2 separate regions of the Homo sapiens genome follow, and region 1 is linked to region 2. Evidence: chromatin contacts called from ENCODE Hi-C or POLR2A ChIA-PET data. All regions are on one chromosome and are shown on one strand. The core of a region is the stretch at or near the end of the contact, and the rest is flanking DNA. Distances in the headings are between cores, read along the strand shown. Region 1 holds the start of INPP5F (inositol polyphosphate-5-phosphatase F). Region 2 holds the start of VTI1A (vesicle transport through interaction with t-SNAREs 1A).

Region 1 (4,281 bases), core at 726-3,225, 7.3 Mb before region 2:
CAAGAAACTGGGGTGTAGAAAAGTTTGTTGTCAGATGAGTTGGAGACGATCTTAAGTCCCATCCAGTTCTAATAGTCTAAGCTTTTAGAATCCAAGGAGTTGACTCTTTTGACAACCTAGGAATTTTGAAATCTGCTTTACTTCAAGCTGTACTGAAGCCTTACCCAAATTTGGGGGAGTGAAAGGAGGGAAGGGGAGAAAGCCAGACAAATGGTCAAATCAGAGAAGAGAATGACAGAAGACTGGCCAAAATTAGCCTATCCATAATAACTCTATCCCGAGATCATCAAGAACTTTATCTGGGCCAAGGAGTTTATCCTCCATTCTGAAAAGAGGAAATACAACGTAATAGCAAGAAAATATAGACAGAGCCTGAGGAAAAAAATAAGTTATCCTTCACTGCTCTGGCAAAGCAACTAGTAGGCCTTCCTAAGAAAGCAGTGGGGCCTGCCCAAAAGTGTTCTGGAGGTCACAGAACTGCCCTGTGTCAGTGTCTCAACTCTAGGCTGTGACCCCGAACGAGTTACTAATAACCTCTCACTCCTTTCTCCTCACCTGAAAAAGAGGATCCCACACGTGTCCTGTAAGGTTGCTGTGGGGATTGGAAATAATATGTTAAAGGGCCTGTCCTTAAAAACCATCCTATAAGTGATACCACGCTGTGATCTGAAAAGCTCATCTGAACCTTTTATCCTTTTCAATTCATATCATGTAATCCTTCTGTCTAGACTGCACATAAGAATTACAAGTAAGTCTGAAAAGCTCTGGCTCCTTCCTTAAAGAACTCTATCCTCTCGCTTTCCCTAAAGTGGAAGAATCTCTGAGTGATATGAGGAAAGGATTAGCAAGCCAAAAGGGGCAGGTGCCACCCAGCCCCATCTTACAAGAAACTGGACTGTCAGCGCTCTGAGGGCAGGGACTGCTCTGTTTAAACCACGACTGCACACACATTTTCCTAAAGCAAGCTAATTGCAGACTTAAGCCTCTCCGAACAGCTTACATGACACCCAAACATGGACCCACAATACATTTTGTGTCGCACAACATCAAGTCACACAAAAATCTCAAAATTATACATTACAATACAATTTAATTGTGCTGTGGTATTAAAGTCAAAGACAAAGGCTTTAAACCGAGTGCCTATGAGGTAACCACAGTAAAGTCACACCTTTAATAATAAGGGACCAAGAACACACGGGATGGCAACAGGGAGTGAGTGTCCAGCAGAGCCCTAGACGGAACTGGCGCAACCGCTCCAGATCGGAATTCGAACCCAGAACTTCTGGCGAAGGCCATGTAAGAACTACTCCAAGGAGGAAGAGGCCTTTACGGCCAGGTGCACCTTGCTGGAACTTTCTGCCGGAGGGGACCCCCTCCCCTCGGCCTGGGCCCCAAGCCCCAAGGGCGGCCGCGTGACGCGGTGGGAAGGACGAGGGTCGCCAGCCCCTTCTGCTCCGCACTGGGGTAGGGGCTCGGCGCTGTCTCGGAGAAAGGCCAGGCTCCTTCCAGTCAGGGAATAATGACAGCTCGCGCGCTCGCAGCCCGCCCCGCCCCGCCTCACCAGGCCCGCAGGCGGCTCCTCCCGCCCGGCTGAGGGGTCCGGCCGCGCCCCCTCCTCTCCCCGCCCTGGCCCGGGGTGCCCCCCGCCCGCACCGCCAGCCTCACCGGGTCGGAGCTGGAGGCCGCCGTCGCGGCGGCTGCACCACAGCGCGCGCTCGCCCTGCTGCAGGATGTAGTGGTCCTTGGCTTGGAAGAGCTCCATGCTGGCCCCGCGCGCCCAGGGAGGCGGCGGCCCGCGGGCGGCGCACGGGGCGTCCTAGTCGGTCGAGGCCGCCAGAGCCCGCGCCTCGGGGAGCGGCCGGGTAGGAACCGCGCCGAGAAGCAGCGGCAGAGGGAACGCCCCGGGGCACCCGACCGGTAGGAGGAGAACGCGCCCCGGCAGCGGCGGCGGCAGCGGCGGCCGTAGAGGCCTCTCCCCCCCGCTCCTCCCCTTCCCTGGCTCCGCCCCAGGCCCGGCTCCACCCCCTCTGCTGGCTACTCTCCCCGAGCGCCCGGCTCCGCCCCTCAGCCTCCTCCTCCTTTCAGCTCCCTCCCGCTTCCTGCCCTTTCCTCCGCCTTCTCCCGGGTGTCTCCTCCCAGCTCCTCCCCGCGGGTCTTTCCTCCTCCCTCTCGTCCTTCCGCCCGCCCCTCCCGCTCTTGCCCAGGCCCCTCCCCCGGCGCGCCAGCCTTCCTGTCGTGGTCACCGGTGGCAGCTCGGGAGCTCGGCCGAGTCGGTCTGGACTGACCGCCTCCCTCCGCGCGGCCTTGGGGACAGGCGCCCACCGCTGGGGCCTCCCCTCCGTGCAGGGAGGCGCTCACGCTTCGCCAGGCCGAGACCTGAATCCAACCCCACACCCGCTCTCCCGGAGCGGTGCGGGGTACGTTCCCCGCGGGCCTGCGCTGCCTGCCCGTACCGAAACCAGGCGAGACCCCGGGGCCTGGCTACAGGGGTTCATCCCCAGCCAGGCCCACAGCCAAGCGGAGGCGTCTTCTGTTTTCGTATTCCCTATTAGAAGTTTGACAACAGGAGGCATTCAATAAATGCACATCAACGAGGGAAAGCATGTAACAATAGAAAACACACAAGCATTAGCAGCACGCGGCTAAAGAGCGAGGAGGAAGGGAGGAATGTACAGGTGCTGCTGTGTCCCGAATTAAGCAGGGCGGTTTGGAGAAGACTTCACAAATGGAGCCAGTTAATGAAGCAAGCGGAAGGAATATCGTTTGGCGAGGATAAGATGAATGGAGACCCTCTCGGGGAAGGAGGAGTCTCCCCCAAACATCCTTGAGCTCAGTCTGTCTTGAAAAACCAGTTGATATCCTGAACAGAATGGGTCTGGAGAATGAGGCCCCCACTTCCGGGGCCAGTTCGAGGACTATCTAGCTGTGTGATCTTGGGGAAGTCTCTTGGTCTCAGATGGTGGTTGAACTAATGACCTTTTATGACACCCCCAGTTCTATAAATCATTGAGTCTTCCTACTCCTAACTCCTTGCCTTCTCTAATGCCTGAATCGGAAACAAGAGAAAAAGACAAGAAGTAGGAGATGAGAAAAATAAGGCAATACTTTTTTTTTTTTTTTTTTTAGTTTAGGAGCGGAAGTTTATAGGCAAAAGAAAAGGGAGAACAGCTGTCTCTCTTGCGAGAGAGAGGAGTGACCGAATGGGACTTCTCAGAAAGCAATACTTTTAACCTTCTGCTCAAGTAAAAGTGAGAGGGTACAAAAGCAGGAAGGAGTTCCACATGACTAGTTATTCCAGCCCACAGTGTTGAATTTCCATAGCACAGAAAGTCCAATGATAACAAAGCGTCCTGGAATCTTTTCTAAGTACCATGCCTCTGTGCTGTCCAGACACCTCAACATAAAGGTCGAGGGAGGTGGTTACTCTATCAAATCTTTGTGATGTGATTTGGAGAAAGAAGGTAATGAAGCTATAAGAAGCTTCAGTGGAACCATCGGTTTCAGATTGATTGTTTAATTCAGCCATGTGTTGACTTAGCAAAAATGAGAATGAGAAAATCCTATGAAGACATTGTATCCTGCAAATTATTTCATTATTGTTTTATGAATTACATTGCCAGATGTGAAGAAAACAATGCTGTTGTAACTGTTTTAAAACAATTAATTAGTTCATTGAAACTTTTCCTGATGTTTTAGATCCATGGTTCCAACCCTGGCTGCCTATTAGAATCACCTGGGGAATTTTTCAAACATATCAATGCTTGGACCTTAGACCAATTAAATCAGAATTTAATTGGGGTGGGGCTCTGGCATCAGTTTGTTTATTTTTTCTAAGCTCCCCAGATGACTTTACTATGCAGTCAGGCTTGAACACCACTATTTTAAGTGAAATTAATTAGTAAAATCTGCCTGACAGCAGCTTGGAAAAAAACAGCAGTCAGTCATTAACTAATGCCATCATATGGGCTTGGTTACCTGTAAATGCAGAGTTAACAAGCAAAGTCTTTAGGAGAGAGGAAAACATGGAGGGGAGATGCTTCTGTAATTATCTGACCCCAATGCACACTGCTGTCTCCCTCAGGCTCCAAACACATGCTGTGGGGTAGGCACAGCTCTAGCCTGGCTGAGCAGAGTGAAAAGAGCACATATTTTCTGTCCCTGGTAGATGTCACATCCCCAATCTACTGCCACAGTTGCCTTGCCTTGTTTCTGCTATGAACTTCCTGAACCTTGGCCACTGCAGCCTCTCCACTCCCTGGCTAGCCTATCCTCGGCCTGTGG
Region 2 (4,551 bases), core at 608-3,107:
CACTTTCGACACAAAAATCTCTGAGGCAGCAGAGCTTGGTGGTATATACTACCTTGGTTCTCTCCTCTTGTTCCCTTACTTGGACTCATAAACCTCTTTAAGACATCATCCATCTCCTCCAGAACTAACTGGGGACTTCAGGAGATGAGTGGGGTATAAGTTCAGAGATCCTGGCTTCAAGCAAATATCCCTATTAACAGAAAATAGGTGAGGGGAAGAAAAACAAAGAAATAAGGGAAGAAAATTACTTATAAACACATAAGTTTTGGGGGAAGTAGGGAAAGGGAAAGAGGAATGACAACTTAGGTCCGGGAGAAATTATTGCTAGTACCAGGACAAGTGGGCAAGTGAAGTGCCCACCAATCCGCAGATTAATGAGCACATCCACCTTTCTACACTTTATATCCTGGAGCTAGGGTAGGGACAAGTCTAGCAGCCAGATGATGGTTCAATTTCCCTAACAAAACTAAACAAAAATGTAAAACCCTTTTCTGTAACTAACTACTCTAATCTGTAGAGAAAGATAGTCCCCGAATCAACATTGTACAAACCATAGTTACAAAAGATCATATTTATATTCACCTGCTCATTCACTTATTTTCCTGAGCCCCTAATAAGTAAACGCCAAGGAAATCAGACACAGCTCCCACCTTCACATAGTTGACAGTCTAGCATAGAAAATAAGATGTGCTAAAACACAAAAGGAAACACAAAAACAAAAACATTTCCAGATGGGAGATGTGAAATTTTTAAGTGTGAAAAATTATCTTGTACCAAGTTTTACATGAAACTGGGTTATACAATAAATCCCCAAGAAGGATGAGAAACAAGAAATGGGGGTGGGGGGTATGAAAAATACTAATGCTAATACAGCAACTAACAACACCAAAAGTGACTTTAAATATGTTATATAAATTTAATCTACCTAACAACCCCATGAGAGAAGTACAATTTTCCCCCATTTACTAAGAAGGAAAGTTGAAAGAGACTAAGAAGTCTGTTTAAGAGGCACAACTTTTATTTTATTTATTTATTTGAGACGGAGTTTCACTCTTGTTGCCTAGGCTGGAGTGCAATGGCGAGATCTTGGCTCACTGCAACCTCCGCCTCCCGGGTTAAGAGGCACAACTTCTAAGTGACAGAGGTAGGATTTGAATCTAGGCACCCTGATTCTTACCTCTATTTTGCCGCATATAATTATAACAATATTATTACTAACACAACAACGCCGCTGTAGATTGTAGATCCATAGGCTACATACTTTCATTCATTTTCTTTGAATACTCACATGTCTATAATTTACAAATGAAAACATTAAGACTCTTAAGACGTTAAGAAACGTTTCCAGGTTATGCAAGTTACAAGAAGGTAGAGCCGGGATTCGAACTCAGATGGCTCAGATTCCGAAGGCTCTTTTCACGGCACCCCACACCCGAACTTGACTCCTTACCCTCAACCAAGCCAAGCCGTATCCCTCCTGGGAACAGCCGGCACCACCCACTCCAGCCTCGCGCCTCATAGACACACTTACTCGGGCGGCGTTCCACCGCCCGCACCCTCCCAGCTCTCCCCAGCACCCTCGTCCAGCCGGGCAAGGCTCTCACCAGGCGGGAGTCGTGGGACCCTCGCAATCTTGCTGGTGATCTCTGCAGTGAGCACCGCGAAGTCCTGCTCGTAACCTTCGAAGTCGGACGACATGGCGGCTCCGGAACGAGTAGCCCAGGCCAAAGCCTAGGTCAGGGAAAGGGCCTCGAGGGGCAGCGAGGGGCCCCGCGGCTTAGGAACCCCGGAAGGTGCCCCCGAGAGCAGAACGGAGAACCGGGGACAGCTCTCAACCCAGCCGCTTCCTGGTTGTTCGTCGCAATCTCGGTTCTCCGGAAATTGGGTTGCGTGCGTGCTTTATTTTCCGCTCCGACTTTAAGATAAGTAAGTTCGCAAAGGAAAAGCGCCCCAATTAGTGCCTCCCCCCAGAAAAGCGTATGAAAATATGCAAGTTCTGAGGGATCATTAGAAGCGTTTTTTCCCCCCTTCGTGTTCTGGGAATCGGCTCCGGATCCACACGCTACAAGGCACAGCAGCTTGCTTCCGGAGGGAGGTTTGAGGCGGCGAACCTCCGGAAGTGACAGTAACAGAGACTGCGCAGGGGGCCTGAGCGGGAGAGTCCTGGCGAGGGCGCTGGCCGAGAGGTGCTCGGCTTGTAGCAGGTCCCGCACTCCAGCCTCTCGCTGCCAGGGTTTGCTCTCTGCTTGTCCTGGGCTGAGGTGTCCATGACGGAGTCATCCAAGGAGGAAAAAATCTGTTCCGGGTGAGCCCAGGCCGCCCCGGATATGCGATGGCTGAGGAGCAGACACCAGGGACCACACTGAGGTGGGAGTCAAGGCAGGGAATATAAGCACGATTTTGGTGGTCTTTGTCCCACCAGAGTGGGAGCAGGCTCTCCTGAATGTTGAGACCAACCTGGCTTACCAGGATATTTCTTCCTTGGGTGAGGATTTATTTCTAAGCCCTCTGCTCCATGACTCGGGCGGGAAACTGAGGCACAAGTCAACAGCGTCTGCTGCGTGGTAGTCTGTATTATCCATGTAGCTCAGATCCTCTTCCAGATCTTCAGATCCAGTCCAGGCAGAGATGCCCTTCCACAAATCTCTCCGGAGCTCGCCGCCCTGCCTTCCATTTCCCTCGCTCCTGGAGGCACTTCCTCTTCTTTCTTCCCTCGAATCTTCTAATTCAGGTTCTTCTCATATACTCTTCTGGTCATAATTTCACACACACCACACACACTCTCGCTCTATCTCCTCCCTTCCTTTCCTTGCATGCTCTCTTTGCTTTCACTGTCGCTCCTTTACTTTTGGGCCAAATTGACTGTTCTCTTGATGTTTGGGTGGCGGGGTGGAGGAGACTGCAGGCAAATGGCATAGACCATGTCTGACTCATACTTGGCTTAATTCAAGACTTCATAAGAGGCAGCTTAGAATTTCATAAAGGGAGGTCGTTGACTTGCCTTCTATTCTGGTTCACCTGTTACTTGTGACCTTGGTCTAATCACTCAGCCTCTCTAAGACAATTTCTGTTCTATGAAGAAGGAAACTGAATTAGATCAACTCTAAGGTCCTAAAATTCTTTGTCTTCTCAAACTATTCACTAAGCGTTGGATGGTGACAGTCCCCTGACAAGCGGAGAAGGAATAAAAAAAACTATTTTGGAATCGTGTATCCAGTTTGCATGCCATTCAAACTTGTACCATATTTTGGATAAGTCAAAAGTAGTTCTTTTTGACATTTGACAAGATATGCATCCCAAAGTGTAGTGCACTTGTGAGATGCTGTTGTGTAGGTGTTTATTGTAGTTAACAAGTATGGTATGCAATAAAGGTTTTGTTTTGTTTTGTTTTAACTGAACTTTCCCATTTTGTTTTCTTTAGGTTGGGTTTCAGACCAAGACACTGGATTCTCCTAGTTAAGATAAAGAGCTTTGGGTGCCTGACAGTGAAAATGGTGTAATCTGCGTTAACAGTTCACAGCTTGAAGGCATGACAATTAAAGAACACACATGGACTTGTGGCACATGGAAATGTGCGCACAGAAAAAGGAAATCTATAATTCTTTTAAAGTAGGAAGGCATTCTTCCTTGCCAAAATGGGTACATTCTGTTCGGTTATCAAGTTTGAAAATCTACAAGAATTAAAGAGACTGTGTCACTGGGGTCCCATCATAGCCCTTGGTGTTATAGCAATATGTTCTACCATGGCCATGATTGACTCTGTGTTGTGGTATTGGCCCTTACATACAACTGGAGGAAGTGTGAATTTCATCATGTTGATAAATTGGACTGTCATGATTCTTTATAATTACTTCAATGCCATGTTTGTCGGTCCGGGCTTTGTCCCTCTGGGGTGGAAACCGGTAAGAAAGATTCTGTAAGACAATGAACTTTAATGATAATCGTATATTTGGTTTTTGCCTTATCTACTAACCAATAATACCAAACACAGCCTACTGTTTGTCCTCACAGAGACTAAGTATATTACTCTAATCACTGATCATTTAGGCTCGGAGACTTTATTTCATATCTGTTTGAACACATTGATCCAAAATAGCATTTTCCAAAGCAATTTTATTGAATATTTGCTCTGCATTAAAAAAAAGATGGAGGTGGGGTGGAGGTGGGATAGGTTCATGGTCAAAAGTTTAGGAAACATCACATGTCATACACAGTGAGGTTTGGCTGTAGTACCTTTTTTCATGTAATACATTAACATCCCTTAGAACTGAGAAAAACGCTTTAGAAACTGCTGGTTTAAATCATAAAGTTTTAAAATCATTGCACTGAAAATATAACATTGGGAAGTATAGTCCAAATCCATTTATAGCTTAAAAACTACTGGGAAATTTATGCTTATGAATGTCCATGTTTCCTGCTAAGGGACCACACCTGATGGCTTGTCAGAAAGGCAGAATCTTGGGCTCCACTTCAGACATACTGAAGCAGAATCTTTATTTTAATAAAGTGCCCAGGTGATGCTTAGGTATATTAAAGTTCGGGAAGCACTGG

The links. Hi-C counts contacts between places; a loop is a spot of excess contacts on that map. ChIA-PET counts read pairs that join two places held with the same protein, here RNA polymerase II (POLR2A).
Region 1: a map of CD8-positive, alpha-beta T cell shows a loop between it and region 2 (16-fold over the local background). The contact joins the promoter of INPP5F here to the promoter of VTI1A in region 2. A Hi-C loop is called at or near these places in 1 of 168 maps with a recorded cell type or tissue (CD8-positive, alpha-beta T cell). POLR2A ChIA-PET finds 5 or more read pairs at or near these places in 1 of 52 experiments (GM12878).

Annotation. Positions count from the first base shown.
Region 1 is chr10:119,723,744-119,728,024 of GRCh38, reverse strand. It overlaps INPP5F (inositol polyphosphate-5-phosphatase F), which reads right to left and starts at 1,975. Exons shown (of 20, transcript NM_014937.4): 1 at 1,666-1,975. The coding sequence starts at 1,762. RefSeq lists a silencer at 1,547-2,316 and an enhancer at 2,927-2,976.
Region 2 is chr10:112,444,521-112,449,071 of GRCh38, reverse strand. VTI1A (vesicle transport through interaction with t-SNAREs 1A) reads right to left here and starts at 1,857. Exons shown (of 8, transcript NM_145206.4): 1 at 1,605-1,857. The coding sequence starts at 1,698. ZDHHC6 (zDHHC palmitoyltransferase 6) reads left to right here and starts at 2,158. Exons shown (of 11, transcript NM_022494.3): 1 at 2,158-2,367; 2 at 3,422-3,902. The coding sequence starts at 3,636. RefSeq lists enhancers at 1,792-2,051, 2,252-2,371.